Regions from separate parts of the Homo sapiens genome. Here region 2 is linked to region 1. Evidence: chromatin contacts called from ENCODE Hi-C or POLR2A ChIA-PET data. All regions are on one chromosome and are shown on one strand. Each heading gives the region's core, a stretch centred on a gene start or an enhancer-like site at or near the end of the contact. The rest is flanking DNA. Distances are from core to core; before and after follow the strand shown. Region 1 holds the start of BICRA-AS2 (BICRA antisense RNA 2). Region 2 holds the start of NDUFA3 (NADH:ubiquinone oxidoreductase subunit A3).

Evidence for each region. Hi-C counts contacts between places; a loop is a spot of excess contacts on that map. ChIA-PET counts read pairs that join two places held with the same protein, here RNA polymerase II (POLR2A). Pooled maps may share reads with other maps.
Region 2: a loop to region 1 is called in a pooled map, with 4 times the contacts of the local background. The contact joins the promoter of NDUFA3 here to the promoter of BICRA-AS2 in region 1. A Hi-C loop is called at or near these places in 1 of 50 pooled maps. POLR2A ChIA-PET finds 5 or more read pairs at or near these places in 2 of 52 experiments (activated CD8-positive, alpha-beta memory T cell and activated naive CD8-positive, alpha-beta T cell).

Annotation. Positions count from the first base shown.
Region 1 is chr19:47,607,149-47,610,749 of GRCh38, forward strand. BICRA-AS2 (BICRA antisense RNA 2) reads right to left here and starts at 1,481. Exons shown (of 1, transcript NR_186352.1): 1 at 725-1,481. It overlaps BICRA (BRD4 interacting chromatin remodeling complex associated protein), which reads left to right and starts at 1,986. Exons shown (of 15, transcript NM_001394372.1): 1 at 1,986-2,020. RefSeq lists silencers at 991-1,070, 1,141-1,190, 1,241-1,320, 1,381-1,760, 1,871-1,920 and 4 more.
Region 2 is chr19:54,101,298-54,104,651 of GRCh38, forward strand. It overlaps NDUFA3 (NADH:ubiquinone oxidoreductase subunit A3), which reads left to right and starts at 1,558. Exons shown (of 4, transcript NM_004542.4): 1 at 1,558-1,591; 2 at 1,817-1,891. The coding sequence starts at 1,582. RefSeq lists an enhancer at 1,347-2,323.

The DNA of each region.
Region 1 (3,601 bases), core at 231-2,730:
TGTCTCCCAGACTGGAGTGCAGTGGCATGACTATGGGGAACTACAACCTCGACTTCCTGGACTCAAGCGATCCTCCTGCCTCAGCCTCCCAAGTAGCTGGGAGTACAAGCACACACCACCATGCTGGGCTAATTTTTGTTTGGACAGGGTCTCGCTATGTTGCCCAGGCTGGATAAATTATTATTATTATTACTATTTTTGAGACAGAGTTTCCCTCTTGTCGCCCAGGCTGGAGTGCAATGGTGTGATCTCGGCTCACTGCAACCTCTGCCTTCCGGATTCAAGCGATTCTCCTGCCTCAGCCTCCCAAGCAGCTGGGATTACAGGCGTGCACCACCACACCCAGCTAAGTTTTGTATTATTAGTAGAGAAGGGGTTTCACCATGTTGGCCAGGCTGGTCTCGAACTCCTGACCTCAGGTGATCTACCCTCCTCGGCCTCCCAAAGTGTTGGGATTACAGGTGTGAGCCACTGCGCCTGGCCGATAAATTATAAAAAAAAAAAATACGTTGAAGTAAATATTATGGGTAGTACCGCCAAGATACTAGAACACATGTTAAGGCTTAAAAAAACAGAGGCCGGGCACTTTGGGAGGCCGAGAATAGCTTGAACCCAGGGGACGGAGGTTGCGGTGAGCCTAGATCGTGCCACTGCACTCCAGCCTGGGCGAAAGAGCGAAACTCCGTCTCAAAACAAAACAAAATATAACACAACAACAACAAAATCACAATCTGTCTCGATTACTCATTTATTCAACCCGCATTCACCTACTGTGTGCACGAGCTTTTCTAGGGCACTGGGGAGGCAGAAGGGACTAAAACAAAGTATAAATCTCCCTGGGCTGCAAGCATCGGGAGGGCAGGTCCGGGGGCTCTGTGTCCCCACTGGGCCCCCAGCACTGCGCAGCGCACACAGTGGGCGCTCACCAAGCGCTCGCTAAGGGCAACGCGTGAATCCGTGTCCCGCCAGCAGGGCGTTTACGGCCTGGTGGGGCGGAAACGGACCCGACACCACCGCGGCGTCCTGGGGCTTCTGGGAATCCCATCAGCGCGGCCAGAGCGGCCGGGGACAGGCTCCGAGGCAGGCCCGACCCGCCTCCCCGGCGCCGCCGTGGCTCGACGGAGACCAGCTAGGGTGAGTGATCGAGCCACGCCTGGGGTCCCGGCCTGTCACCCCGAAGTCCCCGCCGCCTTCCACCCTGTCAGGCTCCAACTCTGGGCTCCGGCGCGGTCCCACCTCCGGGGGGAACTCCCCTCCATCCCCTCCATTTCCTTCATCCTCGACTCCCGCTATCTTTTCGGACCTGCGGCGCTCCCCCTGGACGCGTCCTCCCGCCGGACGACCGTCCTCCGCCTCAGGGGACGCGCCCAGGACGCACGGCGCCCCCTCCCCAGCCGGACCGGCGGTCTGGGAGCGCGGATCCCTTCAGCTCCCCCGCGCCCCAGCATCCGGATCAGGGCTCGAGGCAGTCGACAAACTACACCCGAGCTCGAGCAGGCGCGCCCCTGAACCCCCGGGACTGGGGCTGGGGGCGGGGGCGGCGCCGGCGCGGAGGGCCCAGTCCCCGGACGTCCGCAGCCTCCCATTGGCTCCGGGTCCCGCCGCTCGGCCTGGCGGGGCCGGGGCTGGTCCGCCCGGACGCGGGGCGGGGATTCCTGAAGCCCCTCCTCCGGCGAGGGCGGAGGGAAGAGGAGGAGGAGGAGGAGGAGGAAGGGGGTGGGGGGCGGAACACAAAACCTGAGAGGTTTTTTTTTTTTTTTTTCCGTTTGCATTTAATTAAAAAAAATTTTTTTTTTTTTTGCATACCCGAGGGGCGCTCCCCGGAACGGGCGCGGGCCCGGGGCGCGCGGGCCTGGGCGCGGGGCGGCGGCGGGGGCCCGGCAGCGGCTGCCGAGCGGCCGCCATGCGATCAGGCAGTGCGCTGACCGGCCCGGCCGGCCGGCCCCTTCTGGGTCCTCCCTTTGCAGCCCGTGCGGGGCCGTCTCGGAGACCCCGCGCCGACGGCTGCTCAAACATCAGGGTGAGTTTCTCACAATGTAGCAATTTCTCTTTAAATCTCTTAACTCTCTCTACCTGCGAGTCGGGGCTGTGACAGGGCGCAAAAGCGAGGGGGGAGTGGGGGTTGGCGGCGAGGGTGTGTGTGGGGGGAGCCGGAGCCGGGGCCGAACCCACCCCCGCGACACTCTCACACTCAGCCCCCCAGCCGGGGCGCAGCGCCCGCTGCCTCCTTTTTTTTTTTTTTTTTTTTTTCCTGCTCGGCGCCCACCGCCACCGGCACCCCCAGCCCCGCGTCTCTTCCACCACCGCCGCCGCCCCGATCCTATGGGGACCCCCCCCCAACCGGCTTCCCTGCCCAGACCCGGCGCCCAGTGCCTCCCCGGCCCTCCCGCCGGCTGCCGGGGATACAATGGAGCGGCGGAGAGAGGAGACCTAACGTTCCACGGGGGGAGGGGCGCGGAGACCCCCTCCCCGTCCCGGCCCCCTCCCCTCGCCCCGCTCCCCGCCTTTCGGGGAAGGCGAAGGCCACCGGGCAGCGGGCGGTGATCTCCCGGCCGGAGGCGGAGAGCCTGCATCTCCCCGCCTCGCTCGGCCCCTGCGCCCCCTCCCCAAATCCCTCCCGTGGGTGTCGCGGACAGTGGGGGGCCCTGGAAAGCTGGGGAGGGATGGATGGGGAAGGAGGCCACCGGGGCTCCCCCCTTCGCACCGCCCCTAAACAATGAAAGGAGTTGACTTGACCCCCAGCCCCCGGCAATAGAGGGAGGTGACCCCCTCCCCCACCCCCAGCTGAGGCTCATCCCGGAGGGGGCCGTTACGGGGGTGGGGGGGGTGAGCGCCTCCTGTCACTTCCCGAGGTTCGGGGCGGCCCCCCATCTCCTACCCCTCGGCCTGGGAACGGGAGGCACCAGGCCCGGCCGGGGCACCGCGCTCGGGTGGTGACCTTTAGACAAAGGCAGCCCTTTCCCCGGGGTGAGCCCGGACGAGCTGGGCCTGCGGCCTCCCCGGGCCCCTGCGGAGGGCAGCCAGGCCGCGGGCACCCGGAGGGAGGGATGGAGGAGGAGGGAGGAGGGATGGAGCCATCTGGTTTTCCCATCCCTGGCTGCCCCTCGTCTGCTTCCCCGACTCCTGTCACGGGCGGCCGCGGGGAGACGAGGGACCAGGGGCTGCTTGGGCCTTGGTGCGCGGCCAGCCGGGAGGACCGGGCAAGGAGCCGCGGGAGAGCTAGGCTCGGGCTCGGGCGCCGGCGGTGATTGGGAGGCACTGCGGCTTCTTCCTCTCCGCGCCCCTTTGTTTTGCTTTGTGGTTCTGAGCAGCTGAACTTCCCGGGAGGTGGGGTCAGAGGCCGCGGTGTCAGCTCTCCCGGGGAGGCCCAGGTGACAGGTCCTAGCTCTCTGGTGTCCCCATCCTGGTGGGCTGCAGTCTGTGCCCAGGCCCATGTCCTGACCATCGTCCCCTTTTGTCACCCCCCCCCCACACACACACCTACCTACCCACCCCATAGTATAATACAGATCTAGGGGTGCCTTTCTCTTACACCTCTTTACGGAGGGCACTTGAAAGGGAAACTAGAAACATCCAAGGCATCAAGGCCTGAGATTCATGA
Region 2 (3,354 bases), core at 308-2,807, 6.5 Mb after region 1:
TGTGATTGAAAGATAGATAGATGGATGGATGGATAGATAGATAGATAGATAGATAGATAGATAGATAAAAATTAGCACCTGTTAAGTGCCAGGCCCTTGCTGTGATTGATTGATGGATAGATAAAAATTAACACCAATTATGTGCCAGGCCCTTGCTGTGATTAATTGATCGATTGATAGATTGGTTGACAGAGAAAAATTAGCACCTATTATGTGCCAGGCTCTTGGTGTGATACTGTGTTAGATAGATAGATAGATAAAAATTAGCCCCTCTAGGCCGGGCGCGGTTGTTCACGCCTGTAATCCCAGCACTTTGGGAGGCCAAGGCGGGTGGATCACCTGAGGTCGGGAAGTTCGAGACCAGCCTGACCAACATGGAGAAACCCCCGTCTCTCCTAAAAAAGAAAAATTAGCCGGCTGTGGAGGCGCGCGCCTGTAATCCCAGCTATTCAGGAGGCTGAGGCAGGAGAATCGCTTGAACTCGGGAGTCGGAGGTTGCTGTGAGCCGAGATCGCGCCATTGCACTCCAGCCTGGGCGACAGAGCTAGACTCAATCTCAGAAGAAAAAAAAAAAAATTAGAACCTATTACGTGCCAGACCCTCGCTGTGCCATGTTGGCAGGCACAGAGGGAACTCAGACTCCGTTACTGCTCTCAAGCAGCAGCTACCAGTCCGACTGAAAGACCAAGACCAGGTCAGTTTCTTTTTTTTTGAGACGGAGTCTCGCTCTGTCGCCCAGGCTGGAGTGCAGTGGTGTGATCTCGGCTCACTGCAAGCTCCGCCTCCCGGGTTCACGCCATTCTCCTGCCTTAGCCTCCCCAGTAGCTGGGACTACGGGCGCCCACCACCACGCCCGGCTAATTTGTGTTGTATTTTTAAGTAGAGACAGGGTTTCACCATGTTAGCCAGGATGGTCTAGATCTCCTGACCTCGTGATCCGCCCGCCTCGGCCTCCCAAAGTGCTGGGATTACAGGCGTGAGCCACCGCGCCTGGCCCAGACCAGGTCAGTTTCTTAAGTGATCTGAGCTATAATGGCGGTAACAGAGCACTGTGAGAGCCCGCAGAAAGCTCCTAACCCATCTGGGATGAGACCTAGCGCTTCCAGGACGAGCCGATGTTGAGCTGAGACCTCGAAGGACAGGTTAGTCATTCACCTTCTCCCGGGCTCAGTTTCTTCGTCTGTAAAATGGGCTTTCATACATAAACTATAAAATGGGGACTATTTTGTTCCGCCTTAGGTGGGTCGCAGCAGGAGGACTAGTCACTCCGGAGCGACTTCTAGGCTGAGACTAAGGAGATTCCACGCAGGTCCGCAAAGTCAGGCTTGCGCTTGCTCCTGACACCACTTCCTTTACCTCCACGGCTCCATCTTTGTTCTGCGCGAGTGCGCACGCGCAGGCTCCGAAAGCGGGCCGTCGCACAGAGGGACCACAACTCCCAGAGTGCTCCGCGTCCTTGCTTTCGCCTCTACTTGTGCTCCAGGGCGCACGCGCAGCCCTGGGAGCGGGTTCTCGCGCATAGGGACCACAACTCCCAGGGTGCTCCGCGTCCTCGCCGCTGTCGCCGCCGCGGAGACAAAGATGGCTGCGAGTAAGTGCAGGTGCCGGTGGCGCACGGGGCTCGGGTAGTTCTGGGAACCTCTGGGCGGTCCTGGGACTGAGGTGCGGCAGGGCAGGGGTGGAAGCGATGGGGTCCGTGCTGGAGGGGAACGCAGAAGTCACGAGGGGGCTCCTCCAGGGCAGGGGTGGCACGAGAGGGTTAGAGGTCACCGGGGGCAGCTACTTGCAGGGGTGACGCTTCTTGCCACCCCTTCAGGAGTCGGCGCCTTCCTCAAGAATGCCTGGGACAAGGAGCCAGTGCTGGTCGTGTCCTTCGTCGTCGGGGGCCTCGGTGCGTGAGTGCTCCAGGCGCAAACTTGCATCGTCCACCCCCGTCCCCCTACATCCCTCCATCTTGTACCCCTAAAGCCCTATCGCCGCCCTCGGGTCCCCTCTAGTGTGTCTGCACCCCCACGGCATCCCCTTATCTATCCCCATACCCATTATAACCTCTCCACCATCGCCCCCCGCGTTCCTCTCCACCTACCCAATACGCTCTTAACCCCTCTAAATGAGACGTTCTCAACCCTGCTTATGCCTTAACACCTGAGCACCAAAAAAAAGTCCAGATCCTCCTCCTCCTTTTCATCTTTCCTCTCCCCCATTCTGAATTGAGTTGGCTTGGGTGGAGGTGGGACTGGGGAATCTGTGTCTTGTGAAAATCCCCGTATGATCCCAATGTGCCTTGCTGATTGAAAATCTCTGCCCTCTGCCCTGGAACTGCCCTACTCACACTTTAATTAGCACCGGAGTTCCTGCAGGGATGGGGGCGGGGGATTGTTAAAATGTAGCTTTTTTTTTTGCGATGGAGTCTCACTCTCACCCAGGCTGAAGTGCAGTGGCGCGATCCCGGCTCACTGCAACCTCGGCCTCCTGGGTTCAAGGGATTCTCCTGCCTCAGCCTCCCGAGTAGCTGGGATTACAGGCGCCCAGCTAATTTTTTGTTTTTGTTTTTGAGACTGAGTCTCGCTCTGTCGCCCAGGCTGGAGTGCAGTGGCGCGATCTCGGTTCAGTGCAAGCCCCGCCTTCCGGGTTCACGCCATTCTCCTGCCTCAGCCTCCCGAGTAGCTGGGACTACAGGCGCCCGCCCCCATGCCCGGCTAATTTTTTGTATGTTCAATAGAGACGGGGTTTCACCGTGTTAGCCAGGATGGTCTCGATCTCCTAACCTCGTGATCCTCCCAACTCGGTCTCCCAAAGTGCTGGGATTACAGGCGTGAGCCACCGCGCCCGGCCAGCTTTTTTTTTTTTTTTTTTTTGAGATGGCGTCTCGCTCTGTCTTCCAGGCTACAGTGCAATGGTTTGATCATGGCTCACTGCAACCTCCGCCTCTAGGGTTCAAGTGATTCTCCTGCCTCCGCCTCCCAAGTAGCTGGGATTACAGGCGAGCACCACCACGCCCGGCTAATTTTTGTATTTTTAGTAGAGACAAGGTTTCACCATGTTGGCCAGGCTGGTCTTGAACTCCTGACCGCAAGTGATCTGCCTTCCCAAAGTGCTGGGATTACAGGGGTGAGCCACTGCGCCCGGCCAAACTGTAGGTTCTGATTCTGTAGGTCTGGGGTGGGGCATGGGATTCTGCATTTTTGAAGAGTTCCCAGGTCTTGTCAGTACTGCTGGTCCACCAGCCAGGCACTAGGTTAAGGTTCTGAACACTTATTCAGTATGGCAGCCACCAGCCACAACTGGCCACTGAGCATTTGAAGTGGTGCTGGTATGAATTGAGGTGGTATAAGACACTGGATTTCAAAAACT